Regions from separate parts of the Homo sapiens genome. Here region 2 is linked to region 1. Evidence: chromatin loops called from intact Hi-C (ENCODE). Cell type or tissue: ovary. All regions are shown on one strand. Links, peaks and the distances in the headings refer to the core of each region. The heading gives the core; the rest is flanking DNA.

What was found. A loop is a pair of places that touch in the nucleus more often than their neighbours do. Peaks named below come from ENCODE experiments on the same cell type or tissue, not always from the same donor. Only the 100,000 strongest peaks of a DNase experiment are listed, where the experiment ranks them.
Region 2: a loop joins it to region 1, with 2.7 times the contacts of the local background. A loop is called at or near these places in 4 of 110 quality-filtered maps.

Annotation. Positions count from the first base shown.
Region 1 is chr9:2,225,908-2,228,823 of GRCh38, forward strand. The region is part of intron 2 of LOC107987043 (a long non-coding RNA gene); the gene reads right to left. Among named protein-coding and RNA genes, the nearest start is that of SMARCA2, 210 kb to the left of the region's middle. In ovary, for the core only: no CTCF peak of the experiment used is centred there; a DNase peak (open chromatin) is centred at 1,744; H3K27ac peaks cover 2,121 bases.
Region 2 is chr9:2,173,612-2,176,527 of GRCh38, forward strand. All of the region lies in intron 29 of SMARCA2 (SWI/SNF related BAF chromatin remodeling complex subunit ATPase 2), which reads left to right. It overlaps LOC107987043 (a long non-coding RNA gene), which reads right to left. Exons shown (of 5, transcript XR_007061395.1): 4 at 1,410-2,916. Among named protein-coding and RNA genes, the nearest start is that of SMARCA2, 160 kb to the left of the region's middle. In ovary, for the core only: no CTCF peak of the experiment used is centred there; no DNase peak of the experiment used is centred there.

The DNA of each region.
Region 1 (2,916 bases), core at 202-2,701:
CACTTTTTGTCTGCCTTTTGTGGTTTTAATTGAGCATTTTAAATAATTCAATATTCTCTTCTTTTAAAAAACATTTTAATTATACTTTTTATACATTTTTAGTGATTTTATACTTCTTTTTACACATTTTTATAAAATATTTATAATGAATCCAAGTTCATACTGAAATAAAATTATACCACTTCATAAGTAGTATACCTGAAGTGAGTATACTATAATATACTAAATAATAAATAATAAAAGTTATAATAAAAAATACTAATAGAAAAAATATCACCCGAATACAGTTTGGGTAAACTTTATGGAAATGTAACACATACAGAAAAGTCATACTTGAAAATTTAGCCCCATACATTTTCACCCGATGAACACACCCAGTGCTCAAATCAAAACTCCCCCACCCCTTTCCAGTGACTATACCACCTCCCAAAGGGAATGGCCACTATTTTGATTTCTAACACATAAGTGCATTTTTATTTTTAAAAACTCCTGCAATTCACTTAAACCATGATTCCCCAGTCTCCTTCCCACAATGAGTTTGGTGTGTTTTTTCTCATTCATTTTTTAAATAACATGTACATACAACGTAAGTTATCTACCTGTGGAAATGTATAGTTTTGCTTTCTGAATACATTGTAACTTTTACATTTATTTATGTACAATTTGGTTTCCTGCCTCTGCCAATATCTGCACCTCGTTTTCTCCCCGGCAGCCATACGTGTTCCGTAAACGTGGTAAATAAATGAACGAGTATGCCAGGTGCTGGGGCTATAGAAGCGTACAACACAAACACGTTCACTGCCCCCACCCTCTTCTGGTTTATAGAATGTGATTGACCAGAAATTTGTCCTAAAACCTCTCCGAATGTCCTAAAGTAAAGTCCTACAGCTACAATCTTCGTCCTTCCCTGAGACATCCCATACCTCAGCGAGCTCTTCTTGCTGGCTGACTCCCTTCCTGGGCTAATAAAGGGGCGCCTGCTCAACTTCCCCATGCTTCCCACCCACCTTCACTGAGCTTAGCCCCTCTGTGTATAAATATTGTCCTTCTACCTTCATTCTACAAAGCTCAGCATGTCTCCTAGAACTAGCTAATAACACAAATGCGGTGAATAGGATTTTGTGCTTGAGAGTTAGAAGACACGGGTTCAAGTCCTAAAGCTTTCACTCTCTGGGTAACCCTTGGCAAATCACTCCACCTGTCTGGTGTAAGTTTTTATGTCTATCAAATGAAGGGGATGAACTGAAAAGCTCTAGGGCTCCTTGTAGCTCTAATATTCTGTGATTTTTATGATGAAAACTACCAACACGTAAGTGCAGACAGCTTATTTTTCTACAGATAGCCTAAGTCCCAGTGATCATTTGTTTCTCCTAGGGGAGGCTTAACACTTCTGAATCTCTGTTTGGCTTCTTCATTACACAGGTCTGTCTCACCCTAGCCCTCTACTTTGATAAGGCAGACTGCAAGTGGCAATAGTGGAAGGCAGACAAACAGTTCTTCAGGAAGGTTGACATGGATGATCAATACTATCCTTGTAAAAATGCCAGCAAGTTTGAACACTTCTTTAAAAAACATCTTCCTTCAGAAAATTGTCTTTTGAAACACCATGACCTGATTTTCAGGGAAGGACTGATTACAAAGCCTGGGGTTTCTTGCCAAGGCAGTGAGTTTTTGACTCCCACTGGATGATTAAAGACTAAGGGAAAAGCAAAACAACAAGTGCCTCACATCCCTACTGATTGCATCATGCTGGGTTGAGATCCATGGAAACTGAACTGCTATCTAGACAACAGGCTGGCCAATCAGCACGCACGTGGGATCAGCTGACCATGGGGACCCTGATTTCATAAAAACACCACTTGGCACCTGGCAACACAAGTGCCCCCTGTTCTGAGCCATTCCAGTGTGTCTGGATCTGCTCTAGTTCTACGTATGAGGACTAACTCTCTAGGAGTGGGACTGGCTTGGTCTCAACTCTATTTACTCGCTGAGACAACAAAGACCCTCCGGACTTTGGAGACTGAAAACATGGGTCATATCATCTTCTCTGGGCCATTTTGAAGTTCATCTGTAAATCACTGTCTAATTTTATTCTAACAAAAACATTGAAATTAGCCATTATTGGCCCCGTTTTACATATGAGGAAATTTAAGCCACTTGTCCAATGTCATTGGACTAGGGCAGAGCAGAATTAGTTTTCATTGCACATCTTAGGCATCTTAGCCTCAAGTTACACTAAAGAAAGCTTCCAGGGACTGCAGTCTCCCCTTCCCCTGACCCCTAAATATTAGAAAATTTAGGGTACATAAAGTTTATCATTCAGGCTGGCCTCCGTGGGCCCCTCAGTTCCCCTTATCTGTTAGTGAGCAGGAAAGAGGCCCATTGGGTACCCCTGGGGGGCGCCAAACCATCAGGTCCTGTGGGCTTTGCACAAGAAACAAAACACATGGTAAAAGCACTTCCTCTGACCCTTCTTCAAAACAAAGGAAGTGATAAAGTTGGAAAGACTTGGCTTTGAGTGGCCCTGAGCATGAGGCAGAAGCACACCTGGAAGTGGTTTCTGGGGAAGGAGTTCAGGGAAGAAGAAAGAGTGGAGAGTGAATTTTTTGTGTGTGTTGTCAGGGGACATCATTTTGTTCCAGAGTCTAGCACTGGCCTAGTGCATAGTAAGGAGAATGGGATAAACCAATAAATCAACGTGCAAACACATGTACTGATACTATGGGAGAAGTACCTTGAAAGACACTGTCGGTTTCTCCTCATCCTCAACATGGCTCTATCATTTACTAATATGCTCAAGCACCCTTACCCTCAGACACACACTATAAATTAATTCTTCACTCAACATTGCACTCACCTGGAGCTACCTTTCTCTTCACCATTAATCTTTTGGGAAACAGTAGTTTACATCTCTAG
Region 2 (2,916 bases), core at 125-2,624, 52 kb before region 1:
CCTCCTGAGGTCAGCGCCTCATGCATTGTCTGGTGCATGAGCATTTCATGATGCTTCCCAGAGTGAGTTCTTCCAACTCTAGCCTTCCTACTCCTTCTTGGAGATTCCCAGTACAGCCAGAGGCCCTGGGAAGTCTTGCTGTAAAGTCAGCTGTTTAACTGCTTAACCCAGCATCTCCCAAACTTATTTGACCAAAGAACCCCCTTTTCACGGGACACTGTTACTAACCCATTAAGCTAGTGTTCTGTGGAGCACACTTTGGGAAATGCTGAATTGGAGCCCAAATATTACATTCAGTGCAGAGAGAATCTGCTCGGAGATGTGGACTCCAGTGCTTTATTTTGCCCTCATTACAAATATTGATACTTTAAATGTTTGCTGAAACAGGCTGCTTTGACTCTTGGTGACTCGATACTTATTTATGGTGCTCAGCCAGTTATGCCCACGTACAGCAGGTGGGCAGCCCACAAATAAACTTAGTCCGTCTGTTTCCCGAGACACAGAATGCTTCCCCTTATCTTCCAGCATTAGCCTGGCCCTGAAGCCCCTCTTTCGAGGGTCTCTGCCTCTCAAGCTCCAGGCCAACACCAGCATAAAGGACCCCTCTCTGAAGGAAGGGAAGGAGGCTCAGCTGGAAATAACAAAATGGATTTTCTTACAGGGCTGACACACTGTTTTCCAAACCACTCTATAAATGTTTTGATTAAAAAGGGATTGCTCTGAGAGATCGCAGTTATTTGGATATATATATGTCCTTGTATATTAATGGGGGAAAAAAATCTGTCTCACTCCTTTAGAATCACACCTAATATGTCTTCCTTGAGGATTTATTACAACAGCCATTGTAGGAAAAAGCAGCACTCCGGTGCCTGCCACGACCCACCCATTTAACAAAGCAGCGTGTGGGACTTGGGCACAGATGGAGAGGCATTTGATTTTGTCTGCAGAAGCTTTGTGCTTTTTAATTTGGTCGCAATTCAGCCAAAAGCTTTGAAGCATTTTACCATTAAGAAATGGGGAAGCAAAGGCCAGGCACAGTGGCTCACACCTGTAATTCCCAGCACTTTGGGAGGCCGAGGCAAGCGGATTGCTTCAGCTCAGGAGTCCGAGACCACCCGAGGCAAGATGGTGGAAGCCTGTCTCTACAAAAATGCAAAAATGAGGTGGGTGTGGTGGCATACTCCAGTAGTCCTGGCTACTTAGGAGGCTGAGATGGGAGGATTGCTTGAGCCTGGGAGGTCGAGGCTACAGTGCAGTGAGCCCTGATCGTGCTACTGCAGTCCAGCCTGGGGGACAGAGTGAGACCCTCTCTCAAAAAAAAAAAAAAAAAAAAAAAAAAAAGGAAATGGAGAGGCAGGAAAGGATCAAAGGACAGGATATTCAGTGGAAGGGAACGTGTGGGTTCTTACATTTTGAAAGACAGGGACGCTTTGAGTCATGAGCGCGTGTAACGTCTACAAGGTGGGGTGGGAAAAACTGTAGAAATGGCCGGCTGAGGAAGCTGCGGGTCATCCGGTGTCTGTCTGTCATCACATTTAGTCAGATGGGCAGTGGAGTTCTGTACCTGCACCCACTGTTATGAAACGTCAAGTGAGAAAGAGGGCAGAAAAGTAGCCATCCTAAGACAGTATTTCCGAAAGCTGAGTGATAGCTGACAAATCTACTCAAAAACATTTTTTGAAAATGCTTGTCCCCGCCCCCCCCCAACAATACACACACAAAAACACTCTCTGGATCTTACGTCCTGTTTCAAGCACCTTTGCTTTGTAGTAATAAATGCAATGGGAGAATCCTGAAGAAATGCATAGAAACTGAAAAGAAGATTCTGATGGTTGCAACATACAACATATTAAAACTTTTGTGTAATGATTGTATTCTTTTATTTGTTTGGCTTTATGTGATAGTTAAAAAGTGCCAGTTGGTAAAACGTGCTGCTTATGGTGATAAAAATAAAGGTTGGTCCTATGATCCTTAAACGTAATTTCTTTGGAAAAATAAAATTAGATATTTGACTTATGGCATGTTTTCAATGAAGGTAACCCAATTAAAGTGTTTGTTGGGACCTACTTTATTTATGGATAAAATGGTTCTAAATTACATTCAATCATAAATCTTCATTTTGGTGAATAAGAGTAAATTATTATTTTTCATTATGCTTTGGCATATCTCCTTCTGGTCGTTTTTCAATGCCTTTTTTAAATCCTTGTTGAGGTTGAAGTTGTACTGCACTACAATTTGATATCCTCTGTTTTTTTGGGTTTTTTTTGTTTGTTTGTTTGTTTTTTGAGATGAAGTTTCGCTCTTGTTGCCCAAGCTGGAGTGCAAATGGCACAATCTCGGCTCTCTGCAACCTCCGTCTCCTGGGTTCAAGCGATTCTCCTGCCTCAGCCTCCTGAGTAGCTGGGATTATAGCCATGCGCCACCATACTCGGCTAATTTTTTTATTTTTGGTAAAGATGAGGTTTCTCCATGTTGGTCAGGCTGGTCTTGAACTCCTGACCTCAGGTGATCCACCTGCCTCGGCCTCCCAAAGTGCTGGGATTACAGGCATGAGCCACCGCGCCCGGCCTGTTTTTTTTTTTTTTTTTTTTTATAATGACGTAACAAGCATTTTTTTCTTTAAAATACATAATTTTAGACTCTCTTGCATTCTATTACTTGTTCTTTCCACAACTGTTAAACGTTTTGGCTGCTTTGAATTATTTATTTTAAGTAATCCTGTCATGAACATCTTGATGATTATCTGTTTCAGCCCAGAGTAGATTACCAAAAGTAAAATCATGCATCAGAGTGTGATTGTTTTTAAGACTCTAGACAAAGTCTTGGTGCCTTTCTTATTGAGCTGAGTGAACCCTTTTCAGTCTCCTAACAGGGAACTTTGTTTGTCTTGGTAACTCAGGGACATTATTTATCTGT